Linked DNA regions of Homo sapiens: region 2 is linked to region 1. A link is an interaction called in ENCODE POLR2A ChIA-PET data of the cell type or tissue named here. Cell type or tissue: GM12878. All regions are shown on one strand. Links, peaks and the distances in the headings refer to the core of each region. The heading gives the core; the rest is flanking DNA. Region 1 overlaps ENTREP2 (endosomal transmembrane epsin interactor 2). Region 2 overlaps ENTREP2 (endosomal transmembrane epsin interactor 2).

What was found. ChIA-PET counts read pairs that join two places held together with the same protein. Peaks named below come from ENCODE experiments on the same cell type or tissue, not always from the same donor. Only the 100,000 strongest peaks of a DNase experiment are listed, where the experiment ranks them.
Region 2: POLR2A ChIA-PET joins it to region 1 with 5 read pairs; 3 of 35 experiments call an interaction of 5 or more read pairs at or near these places.

Annotation. Positions count from the first base shown.
Region 1 is chr15:29,303,365-29,306,276 of GRCh38, reverse strand. All of the region lies in intron 2 of ENTREP2 (endosomal transmembrane epsin interactor 2), which reads left to right. Among named protein-coding and RNA genes, the nearest start is that of NSMCE3, 35 kb to the right of the region's middle. In GM12878, for the core only: no CTCF peak of the experiment used is centred there; no DNase peak of the experiment used is centred there.
Region 2 is chr15:29,353,394-29,356,305 of GRCh38, reverse strand. All of the region lies in intron 2 of ENTREP2 (endosomal transmembrane epsin interactor 2), which reads left to right. Among named protein-coding and RNA genes, the nearest start is that of NSMCE3, 85 kb to the right of the region's middle. In GM12878, for the core only: no CTCF peak of the experiment used is centred there; no DNase peak of the experiment used is centred there; H3K27ac peaks cover 225 bases.

The DNA.
Region 1 (2,912 bases), core at 299-2,798:
AATTCAGGAGATTTTCCTTGTCATCCTGACTCCAGGTTCCTGTCTATGCTGAATGCTCAGGTTTCCCTGAGCCCTGCGCCTCCCACAGTCAGCCTGTACCACCCTACTTGCCCCAGTGGGCACTGCTTCCCATCCTGAAGGATCACCAACAACCCACTGGGGTATCGCAGCGCTGCCTGGGGCCCCAAGGCCCTCATATGGCCAAATCCCGCAGTCAGTGATTAGACTCTTCTCACCTGACCCCACAGCAACATTTGAAACACATGCTCCATGTGGCTTCCAGTTCGGTAGAGCTGCTCAGCCCTTCCCTACCTCACTGGCTGCTTCTTTAGCCCCTCTTGCTGGCTTTTCTTCCTAAAGGGGAAGTGCTTCAGCACGAAGCCCCGAGTCTTCCTCTCTATCCAGCTTCTCTCTCTAATGGGATTTCAACCAGACCCATGGCTTTAAAAACTATCTTTAGTTCAGCTTCTTTTTTGGGCTCCAGACTCATGTATCCAACTGGCCAGTCAGCACCTCCATATGGATGTCTGGTAGGCATTTCCATTTTAACACATCCAAAGCAGAATTCTTGATTCCACTCCCAAGTCTGTTCTTCTCCCCTCTGTTCTGTCCCAGTAATGGATACTGCCATTTACTCAGTTTCTGAGGCCAAAACTTCAACAGTTACCCTTGACTCTCGCCACTCCCTCTCTTCCTCTCCCTCTCAGCAAAGTGCATCAACAAGACCTGTTAGCTCTGCCTTCGTAGTATATCCAGGGTCCAGCCACTTCTCATCACCTCCAGCACAGCTTCTCTGGTCTGAACCACTTTAATCTCTTGCTGGACCAAGGCAGCTGAAATACTCTCCCTGGCGCTACTCCTGCCTTTGAATCCTGTGCACCACACAGAAGCCATGATGAACTTTTAAAAACCTGTAAGTCACCTCATGTCACTCCCCAGTTCAAAATTCTCATTTGTCTTCCAGTCTCACTCAGAATAGTCTTCTGAACTCATTGTGCCGTGCAAGCTCCAGTATGACTTGTCCTCTGCCCATCTTCTGGAACCAGAAATTCTGGCAGAGAATTTAAATGAAAAATTTATCTTTGCATTTGATAAGCCCTTTATTTGTTCATTCAACCAATATTTATTGAGTGCTTTTCAACTATTAACACTGTTTTGAGGATTTGAGATAGATCAGGGAACAAATCAGACCAAGATCTCAGCCCTCATGGAGCTCACATCCTAATGAAGGCATATAGTAATAGACTAAAAATGGTAACGTCTGTTAGAAAGTAGAACGTGGTACAGTTGGCTGAGGGAGTGATGGGGGCAGAAACTATCATTGTAAATAGGATGGTGACAGCAGAGCTGATTGAGCATGTGACTCTTGAGCCAAGTGAGGGAGTGAGGAGGTGAAGGAGTTTGCCTTGCAATGTCTGAGGCAGAGGGAATAGTCAGTACGGAGGCCCTGAGTGGGACTGACAGTTCTAAGAGCAACCAGGAGGCCCTGTGGCTAGAGGGAAGTGAGCAGTGGGGAGGAAAGAGAGGGGATCATAGAGGAAGGGAGAGGGAAGGAAACTGCAGGGCCTTGTAAGTCAATCTAAGTCCTCTGCCTTTTACTCTGTGTGCTGTAGGGAGCCACTGGGAGGTGTTAAGCAGAGAGTGTCATTGCCTGGCTTAATTTTTTAAAGGCCCACTCTGGTTGGTGAGTTGAGAGCAGGCTGCAAGGGAGGTCTTGAAGGAGGGAACAGGTAAGATGGCTGTAACAGTGTCATGGTTGTTTGCCATGTAGTCGTATGGTTTTGAGTGATTTTCTTAGTGTTAATTTCTATTTTTATTGCACTGTGGTCTGATAGTGTGGTGGCTATGATTTCAGTTTTTTTGCATTTGTTGAGAATTGTTTCATGGCTGATTGTGTGGTCAGTTTTAGAGTATGTGCCATGTGCAGATGAGAAGAATGTACATTCTCTTAATTTTGGGTGGAGAGTTCTGTAGATGTCTGTTAGGTCCATTTGGTCAGGTGTCAAGTTCAGGTCCCAAATATCTTTGTTAGTTTTCTGCCTCGATGATCTGTTCAATATTTTCAGTGGAGTGTTGATAAAGAAAATGCCATACAGCCGGGTGCGGTGGCTCACACCTGTAATCCCAGCACTTTGGGAGGCCAAAGCAGGCAGATCACCCGAGGTCAGAGGTTCAAGATGAGCCTAGCCAACATGGTGAAACCCCATCTCTACTAAAAATACACAAAAATTAGCAGGGCATGGTGGCAGCTGTCTGTAGTCCCAGCTACTTGGGAGGCTGAGGCAAGAGAATCGCCTGAACCTGGGAGGTGGAGGTTGCAGTGAGCCGAGATCACGCCACTGCATTCCGGCCTGGGTGACAGAGTGAGACTCCATCTCAAAAATAAAGAAAAAAGAAAGAAAATGTGGTACATATAAACCATGGAATACTATGCAGCCGTAAGAAAGAATGAGATCATGTCCTTTGCAGCAACATAGATGGAACTGGAGGCCATTATCCTAAGCAAATTAATGCAAGAACAGAAAACCAAATACCACATGTTCTCACTTATAAATGGGAGCTAAACATTGGGTACACATGGACACAAAGAAGGGAGTAATAGACACTGGGGCCTACTTCAGGGTGGAGGGTGGGGGAGGGGGGTTAGGATCAAAACACTACCTGTCGGGTACTGTGCTTAATCACCTGGGTGACAAAATAACCTGCACAACAACCCCCAACAACATGCCATTTAGCTCTATGACAGTGTACCCCTAAACCTAAAAAAAGTACCCCTATAACATGTGTCCCTAAACCTAAAAAAAAAATAAAAGGCTGAAAAAAAACCCAGTGTCATGGTTGGTTTTATGTGTCAGCATGGCCATGGGCTATCTGTCTGAAATCAAAGTCAGTTTGGTTGGAATCATCTGAGA
Region 2 (2,912 bases), core at 154-2,653, 50 kb before region 1:
AAAAAAAAATATATATATATATATATATATATATATACACACACACACATATATATACATTTCATATCTTCTTCACTTCTAGACCATCTTGTTGATTTTTCAAAAGTATCCTCAACCCTACATTTATCAAATTACCAAAACCAAAGATAAAAATCTTCTCATCCTCACATCCTCACATAGAACAAGATGCACTTGTTTTAAGAATAGAGTTCAATGAGCTTCAGCAAATGTAAGTCCCTGGGTGACCACCATCGCTATTGGAACAGAGAACATTGCCTCGTAGGTAAGTGATACTCCCAAAAAAAGTCAATTTTAACATCTTTTCCTTATGGAAAAATGAGTAAATTAGCATTTTTTATTCTGTGCATCTAAAACCCCCTTCACATTTTAATTTTACATAGGGAACTCAGGTTATAAAGCCTCCTCTTCGTGGGACCCCTTATTTAGCTCAGCCATTCCACTCTCCATCATTTGCTTACTATCTGACTTCAGCTCTCTTACGTTCTGAATTTTCATTCATCTCTTCACCATGGGGACATGGGTGATATATATTTCCCACAGTGTATAAATGAAAGTAGCCATCTGTTACTTTCAATGTAAGAGTAATTTGGTTAGATTCAGAATTCTTGAGCAATCAGTTTTTCTGGCATTAGCAATTTGAGGAAAGGTCTGAAGCCAGTGTAAGTTTCACTACATAATGAGAACAGAATGATTTGTTCTGGGCTCTTCTCTGGAAGCATGCATTATTAATCATTTAAATCTCAGCTTCTGATCCTCCAAGTGTGAGGTTTTTTTTTTTTATTTGTATCACTCTGTCCCTTTTTTGGCATTCTCATGAATGCTTCTCAAATTTAAACTTCATCTTTGGTTTTTAAGCTTAAAAAAAAAAAAGCCAATGGGACCTTTAAAAACTCAAATTACTGTCCAGAACCACGGTTTATAAAACAGATCATGATACAGGGGCTCTGTCCTGGGGGATGCCTGGAGCACTTCATACTCAGTATCCCAGCAGGAAGCAGATGACATATTTAAATTGGGTAATGGGGAGTTTAATGGGGTGACTATTTACAAAGGTAGGGGCAGAAATGGTGAGGCTGTCAGGGCTAGCCATAGCTGAGAGCTGCCCTGGCTCCTGGACCTTAACAGCACAGGGAGGGAGTGGCTCTGGGGCCTGGAGTGAGACCTGAATTCGTAGGATTCACCCTGAGACAGGGGTGGCCTTTGGTGAGAGAATGCAGGCACTGGTCCTTTCCAGCAGAGAGGAAACAAATACCCCAGTTGCCATGCCTTGCCCACTCCAGTCTCCCCTCAGTGCTGCCCAAGTCTGAACCCAGTGGAAAACAGGGAAGCCTCATCAAGATCAGCCTCCAGGCAGCAGTAAAGGTGTATGGTGGATCTGGAGGGCAAACAGAAAAATCTAGCAAAATGAGGGGAAATGTAAAATACTGCTCTACAGAAAATATTTTTACCAGTTTTTTCTTTTTTTGCAGTATCTGGCCTGGTCTTAACTATTTCCAGTGCAGAGTTTTAACTGGTCCAGTCTCTCTTTCTGTTTTGGGGCAGTCTCCTTTTCTCTTGGTGTGTTTCCTTCTGGTCGCTAGCTATTCTCATCTCTTCCTTTTCTATCATTGAAACTTGTGCGTGTTTCATAGAGACAGTGTCTGTTTATCACCGTGAGACTCAGAAAATTTCTAAGAATTTACTCTGGTTTCATCAAAATATCTATTTTGGAGCCAGGCCCTCTCCCACCCCCGATCCCCTAGTGTCTTAGAACGTGTCTCCATTCTCTCATGATAGAAGGGTCTTAATTGAGCTGTGAATGTGTGTACACATATGTATGTCTTTTTATACATTCTTAAAAGGAAAGTGTATTAGGAGGACTCTCCAGAGAAACAGAACCAATGGGGTATACAGGACATTGATCATGGGAATAGGTTCATGCACTTGTGAAGGCCAAGAAGTCCCACAATCTGCCATCTCCAGGCTGGAGACCCTGGAAGGCTGGTGGTGTGCTTCAGCCAGAGCCCGAAGGCCTGAGAACAGGAGGAGGGGTGGAGCTGCTGGTGTTAAGTCCTGGAGTCTGAAGGTGGGAGAAGCAGAAGCTCTGATGGCCAAGGACAGAAGATGGATGTTCCAGCTCAAGGGGAGAGAGACGGCGCCCTTCCTCTGCCTTTTTGTTCTATGTGGGCCCTCAGTGGACTGGATGAGGTGCACCCACATTGGTGAGGGTGATCTTCTCTACTCCAGTCTACAGATTCAAATCCTAGCCTCTTCTGGAGACACCCTGACACACATACCCAGAAATGATGCTCAACCAGCTCTCTGGGTACCTCTTAGCCCTGTCAAGTTGGCTCGTAAAATTAAGCATCACAGAAGGTGATCTTTCTCTACTGGGAAGTAGTGTGATGTGCTTAAGGGTACAGACTCTATTTCTTACTGTATGGCCTCAAGTGACTTTCTGAACTTCTCTGTGCCTCAGTCTCCCCACTGGTAACATGGGGATCATAAGAGCTCCTCCATTGGGTGAGTAACTCTATCCCCGTGAGGCTCAGTTCATTCATTTATTTCATGGGGGAAAATGATAGAACCTACCTCCCAGGTGGTGGCAAGGCTTAGAACACAGCCAGGCAAATGAGAACCAGTGAATATGGGTGGCCATTGGTATTTCTATTGCAAAGGTTGTTGTAATGACTAAATGAGCTACTGTGTCTTGGGAGCATATTGCAGAGACTTGCACACAGTAAATGCAGTCAGTGTTAGCCTGCTGCATACATGTGTACTTCCATGCAACATACACACACCCATAGACATAGATTCATACGCTTATGTGTATACATGCATAGACACATTTACCTACCTACCTACCTACCTAAGTGCATACATTCATAAGCAAACAGCCCGTCCAGGTGGGA